Linked DNA regions of Homo sapiens: region 1 is linked to region 2. The links are chromatin loops, found by intact Hi-C in ENCODE. Cell type or tissue: prostate gland. All regions are shown on one strand. Links, peaks and the distances in the headings refer to the core of each region. The heading gives the core; the rest is flanking DNA. Region 1 overlaps PEDS1-UBE2V1 (PEDS1-UBE2V1 readthrough). Region 2 overlaps RIPOR3 (RIPOR family member 3).

Evidence for each region. Peaks named below come from ENCODE experiments on the same cell type or tissue, not always from the same donor. Only the 100,000 strongest peaks of a DNase experiment are listed, where the experiment ranks them.
Region 1: a loop joins it to region 2, with 2.3 times the contacts of the local background. A loop is called at or near these places in 4 of 110 quality-filtered maps.

Annotation. Positions count from the first base shown.
Region 1 is chr20:50,119,700-50,122,604 of GRCh38, reverse strand. The region is part of intron 5 of PEDS1-UBE2V1 (PEDS1-UBE2V1 readthrough); the gene reads left to right. PEDS1 (plasmanylethanolamine desaturase 1) reads left to right here. Exons shown (of 6, transcript NM_199129.4): 6 at 1-2,905. Among named protein-coding and RNA genes, the nearest start is that of UBE2V1, 8.0 kb to the right of the region's middle. In prostate gland, for the core only: a CTCF peak has its summit at 1,571; a DNase peak (open chromatin) is centred at 1,584; H3K27ac peaks cover 726 bases.
Region 2 is chr20:50,586,620-50,589,524 of GRCh38, reverse strand. RIPOR3 (RIPOR family member 3) reads left to right here. Exons shown (of 22, transcript NM_001290268.2): 21 at 1,633-1,723; 22 at 2,193-2,905. The coding sequence ends at 2,293. Among named protein-coding and RNA genes, the nearest start is that of MIR645, 2.3 kb to the right of the region's middle. RefSeq lists enhancers at 1,302-1,361, 2,178-2,690, 2,691-2,905 and a silencer at 1,099-1,393. In prostate gland, for the core only: a CTCF peak has its summit at 1,215 (motif pointing right); DNase peaks (open chromatin) are centred at 1,224 and 1,864; H3K27ac peaks cover 706 bases.

The DNA.
Region 1 (2,905 bases), core at 203-2,702, 470 kb after region 2:
GACATTTCTGAGTAGCTGGGATTACAGGCGCCCACCACCATGCCCGGCTAATTTTCGTATTTTTAGTAGAGATGGGGTTTCAGCATGTTGGCCAGGCTGGTCTCCAACTCTTGACTTCAGGTGATCCACCCACCTTGGCCTCCCAAAGTGTTGGGATTACAGGCATGAGCCACTGCGTCCAGCCATGACATTTATTTTTTAAAACGTGACCCATAATGCCATTTTCCTTTGCCAACTAGACTTTTGATTTGTGACTATGCCTGAGGGGACCACACAAGGAAGGGTGTTAGAATTCGACAACTCATAAATGACAGAAATTTAAAGTAAACAGCTAAAATAATCGTATTAGCTCATAAAACGGAAAAGTCTACAGGTGTTCTGAATTAAGGTTTGGCAGGACCCAGGGGCTCACATGATTCATCAAAACGTGGTCTCTCTAAGCTCTGTTTTTCTCTTTGAGTTGAGACTTACTAGACCAGCTCAGCAATCTCAGTGGAAAGTGCATTCCCAGTAGTTGCAGTGGAAGTCCCAGGGCAGGCTCTCATTGGTCTGGACTGGGTCACGTGCCCATCCCTGAACCAATCACATTGGCCAGTGGGGTGAAATGCTCTGGTTGCCCAGGGCTGAAAAATGTCCATCTGGATTTGCAGGGTTGTGATCACCTCTTCCTAAGGCATTACTACAAAAAGAAGTCAATGGTGGATGGGACAGGCAGCTAAATTCTTTAGAGGCCATAGGAGTAGCCTCACCACTGTGGTGTTGGTTTCCAGGCCCCACCAATCTGTGTCAGTTCCCCTGGAGCCGACAGAAAAAAAACCCTCAGCCTGAGTCCAGAGAGGTAAAGTGACTCCCCCAAGGTCCCACAGGTAGTAAGGGTAGAGCAGCCCTCAGACTCAGACCATTTCACTTCTGAATTCTGGGGGCTGGAAAAAAATCCTTCTCAAAACCAGAAGGTGCGCTGCATTGGGTCTGAGAGTGTTGGGGCCACTTGTGAGATCAGGGACTTGCAAACAAGTGCCTATGAGGGCCAGACAGGGGAAAATGCTACTTAATATTACTGAGCACTTAACTTTGCACCAGACTGTGCAGAGAGCTCTGGCATGGGTCCTGTCAAGCAGTCCCTGCAGCTCTGAGAAGTGAGTACTCTTTGCACCATTTGCAGATGGGGAAACTGAGGCACAGAGGTCATGTAATATGCCCAAGGTCACACAGCTGGTAGGTGGCAGAATCAGGATTTGAGCCAGCGTCTGACCCAAAGCCCCTGTGCTTTAACGCTCCCATTGTGGAGAGGGAGGTGAGACAGGTGGCACGTGAGAAATGTGTCCACTATGAGGCAACTGCAGCATGCCTGAGAAAGGGCCGCTGACGCTGGGGACTGGGATGACCTGGAGACATCAGGCCTAAAGGGCAGCTGCTACTCACAGCAGCTGGTTAAACAGGAGCCAGAAATCTAAACTTTAAAAATGCTGGCTCCGTGTTTAAAACGTACTGTGGGCAAAACAAAATGAGTGCATAGGCCAACTGCCTGCAGCCTCCCTCCCAGCTGCTGTGGGATGGCTTGGTTTCAGGTAGGCATGTGCTGCTGTCTGGTGGTGGCACAGGGTAGTGGCATGCAGGGCAAACATGGATTTCCAGCTCAACCGGGGGAGCTGTAGTGAACTTGCATACCCCTGTGTGCTCACTGTTCTTTAGAAGGGGCCTGGGCACATACCTTTGGGCGCCTGCCCCCAACTGAAACTCCATCACCCCGCCTTTTTTTTTTCCTGGAGACGGGGTCTTGCTCTGTCACCCAGGCTGGAACACAGTGGCATGATCTGCGCTCACTGCAGACTCAACCTCCCAGGCTCAAGCAATCCTCCCATTTCAGCCTCTTGAATAGCGGGAACGACAGACATGTGCCACCACCCCCAGCTAGTTTCTTTTTGTATTTTTTGTAGAGATGGGGTTTCACCATGTTGCCCAGGCTGGTCTCGAACGCCTGAGCTCAAGCGATCGGCCCACCTCAGCCTTCCTAAGTGTTGGGATTACAGGCATGAACCACCGCGCCCAGCCAACCCTCCTTTGATAAACCAAAAATATTTTTCAAGCTACCCACATATATATATGGGTATATATATATATATAGCAATATATATATTGCTATATAAGCAATAGGTAATGCTTGCATAGGTAAAGAATAAGAATCACGCCGGGTACAGTGGCTCATATCAAATAATATAAACAGGGCTAGAGTATGGATAAGCTGACCCTGGACAGTGGGCCAAATCCAGCCACTTGCTTTTCTATAGCTCAGAAGCTTTTGTGGGTTGTTTGTTTGTTTGTTTGTTTGTTTGTTTTTTAGAGACAGGGTCTTGCTCTGTTGTCCAGGCTGGAGTGCAGTGGCACAATCACAGCTCACTGTAACCTCAGACTCCTGGGCTCAAGTGATCCTCCCACCTCAGCCTCCTGAGTAGCTAGGACTACAGATGGACACCACCACATCCAGCTAATTTTTTTTTTTTTTTAGAGATGGGGTCTCGCTATGTTGCCCAGGGTAGTCTCAAACTCCTGGCCTCAAGTGATCCTCCCACCTCAACCTCCTGAAGCACTGGGATTACAGGTGTGAGCCACCATGTCAGCCACGAGCATTTTTTAAATGGCTGGGGGAGGGGGAACAATATTTCCTAACACAGAAAATTCAAATTCCAGTTTGTAAAGCTGAATTGGCACACAGCCATGCCCCTCATTTACATATTGTCCGAGGCTGCTTTTGCACTGCAGTGGCAGAATTGAGTCGTTGCATCGGAGACCACGTGGTCCACACAGCCTAAAATATTTACGATCTGGCCCTTTACAGAGAAAAGTTACCAACCTCTCCCTAGTCTAGAATGAAGGGTAAATTGCTCCCCATTCATGTTCCCTCAGG
Region 2 (2,905 bases), core at 267-2,766:
CAGGAGTTTGAAACCAGCCTGGCCAACATGGCGAAACTCCATCTCTACTAATAATACACACACACAAAATTAGCTAGGCGTGGTGGCACATGCCTGTAGTCCCAGCTACTCGGGACTTGAACCCGGGAGGTGGAGGTTGCAGTGAGCCGAGATCGTGCCACTGCACTGCAGCCTGGGTGACAGAGCAAGACTCCATCTTAAAAAAAAAAAAAAAAAAGTTACAAAATACAGAGATAGAAAAGAAAGTTATCCATCATCCTAGAATGTAGCAGAAACAATGGTTGACATTCTGGTATGCTTCTTTTAAAAGTTTGTGGGTGTGTGTGAGCATTTAAAATTGTTGATCCAAACATAGTTTAAAAACAGTCAACAAAATAAGAACATTTTGTGTTAGACTGGCAGCACTTTAGCTTTTTTTTTTTTTTTTTTTTTTTTTTTTTCTTGAGATGGAGTCTTGTTCTGTCACCCAGGCTGGAGTGCAGTGGCGCGATCTCGGCTCACTGCAAGCTCTGCCTTCTGGGTTCACACCATTCTCCTGCCTCAGCCTCCCCAGCAACTGGGACTACAGGCGCCCACCACCACGCCCGGCTAATTTTTTTGTATTTTTAGTAGAGATGGGGTTTTACCTGTGTTAGCCAGGATGGTCTCGATCTCCTGACCTCGTGATCTGCCCGCCTCGGCCTCCCAAAGTGCTGGGATTACAGGCATGAGCCACCGCGCCCGGCCTAGAATTCTTTATTTGTGGTGTTTTTTTTCTTTTTTTTTTTTTTTTTTTCACTTGAGAATTCTTTATGAAGGGGCTATCAAGTGTATACCTTAATTTAACCTACTCAGCTGCTTTCATAGGAAAGTTTACTTCATCCAATTTTTATCATAAATCATGTCTTATGATCATGTTTGTGCATAAAGCTTTAAAAAAACATGGAGTTCTGAATTATTTCCTTAGGCTAGACCCAATTCTAGGACCGGAGAATATGAGCATTTTTGAGACTCTTGATACAACCCACACATAGATCCCATGGATGTGAGGGGATGCCCGCTTTCCCTCAACCTCACCTGCATTTGGAATTGCACAATTGCTAGATGAAAGATAATTCAGTACAGATTGAACTCCCATTCATTCTGGGATGGATCAGCAGGAAATTCTAAGAGGAGAAGCTGGTTAGGATCAGAAAACCAGCGAGGGCCAGGTGCCCAGTAGAGGGCGCTGCAGCGCATGCCGGTCCTTGGCCTGCAGGAGCAGCCAGGGGGCATGTGCCTGAGTTGGGCGAAGTACTGGCACAGGCTGTCCTGGAGAGTAGGGCAAGGAGAGCGTGAGGGAGGCAGGAAGGTCCAGAAAGCAGCAGGTCTCCTTTTCAATTCTAGCCTTTCAGCAGGCATCCAGGATGACGAGTTCTGCTAACAGCCTGGCTCCCTAGCGGGTGTAAGGGCTGAAGAGGCGAGACGCTTCCAGAGTCCAGAGGTGCCTCTCATGAACCTGAGGCCACCTAAAAAACCTGGAAGCCTGGAGAAAAGGAAGGGGCTGAGGCCCCAGAGACCATGCTAGGACTGGCCCTGCAGGGCCACTAAGTGGACTCTACCTGCTGTTGAGAAGGCCCCCTAAAGGGTTCTTTTTCTCCTAATCTCGAACAGGGCATTGAAAGCATCGACCAGACTGCCAGCCTGTGCCAGTCTGACCTGGAGGCCGTGCGGGCGGCAGCCCGGGAAACCACACTGTCGTTCGGTAAAAAGTGGCACAAACTGTGCAGCGCAGCGGGGTGCCTGGGGCCCTTAGAATCTGCGAGAGGCCACACCCAGCTCTCCCAGCAGGCAGAACAACTCTGGGGCACCTGGGATGGGCACCGTTAGCAGCCCTGGCACAGAGCCGACCTCCACCCTTTGTAGCATCCTGCCAAGGCAGGCCTCCTCCATGGCTGGGGTGGCAGGGAGTGTTCGCTGTCTTCTTAGACCTTTGGGATAGAAGCCAGAGGCAAGGCAGGGTTCCCATTCAGCGGAACATCCTAGAGGTAAAGACAAGGCCCCCAGGCCATGTGAGTCACCAGGTGGGGGCTCCCGCACATACTCCCTCCCCTGCCGCTTTGCAGAGACCACTGAGACCCACAGTCACTAAGCACTAGGGCCACCCTGGCCCAGGAGAGTTGGAAGTGCCAAGGCAGGATCCAACCCGCTGACAGGTCCCTTTGCTATTTCAGGTGAAAAAGGACGGTTAGCTTTTGAGAAGATGGACAAGCTCTGCTCAGAACAAAGAGAAGTCTTTTGCCAGGAGGCAGATGTTGAAATCACAATATTTTAAAAAATCCTGGCTGATGAGCACAAATCTCACATCGTTTTTTTTGCTGCTGCCCAGCCTGGACATAGCCTGCACTCTGGGTAATGGTGCTGTGCACTCCTCCAGGAGTGTGAGCTGCCCAGAGCTCTACCTGAGACTCCGGCCATTGACCCAGCCCCAGGGCATGGGCTGGTCTTTTGTACAGAGGCAGAAAAAAGCAAGGCAAAGGTACAGCATTCCAGGGGCTGCACGGCCTCAACAGAGCGCTCAACTTCTGGCTGAGGGTCTGTGTGACCTTCCCCGAGATGCAGAGCTGAGCCAAACTAGGTGGCCACCTACAAAAGGGCCAAGGCCAGGCAAGTTGAGGCCCTAAATAAAAGGCTCCAAGGCAAGTGTGTAGAACTCCAGGCCTCGCTGCCGGTCAGCTGCTCGGCACTTCTGCGTCAAGAGGCACTGGGGATGCAGCAGGCTGGCAGGTGGCTGGCCCTGCTAATGCAAGACTGCTCAGGCCATTTCAGCAGCAGCCAGGTGTCACCTTGGTGAGCTGGGGAAGGTGGGAAGGCACAAAGCCAGGGTTTCTACAACCACACTCTCAGCCCGACTGACTTGCTGCGAGTGCTGGTGGAGCTCACAGAC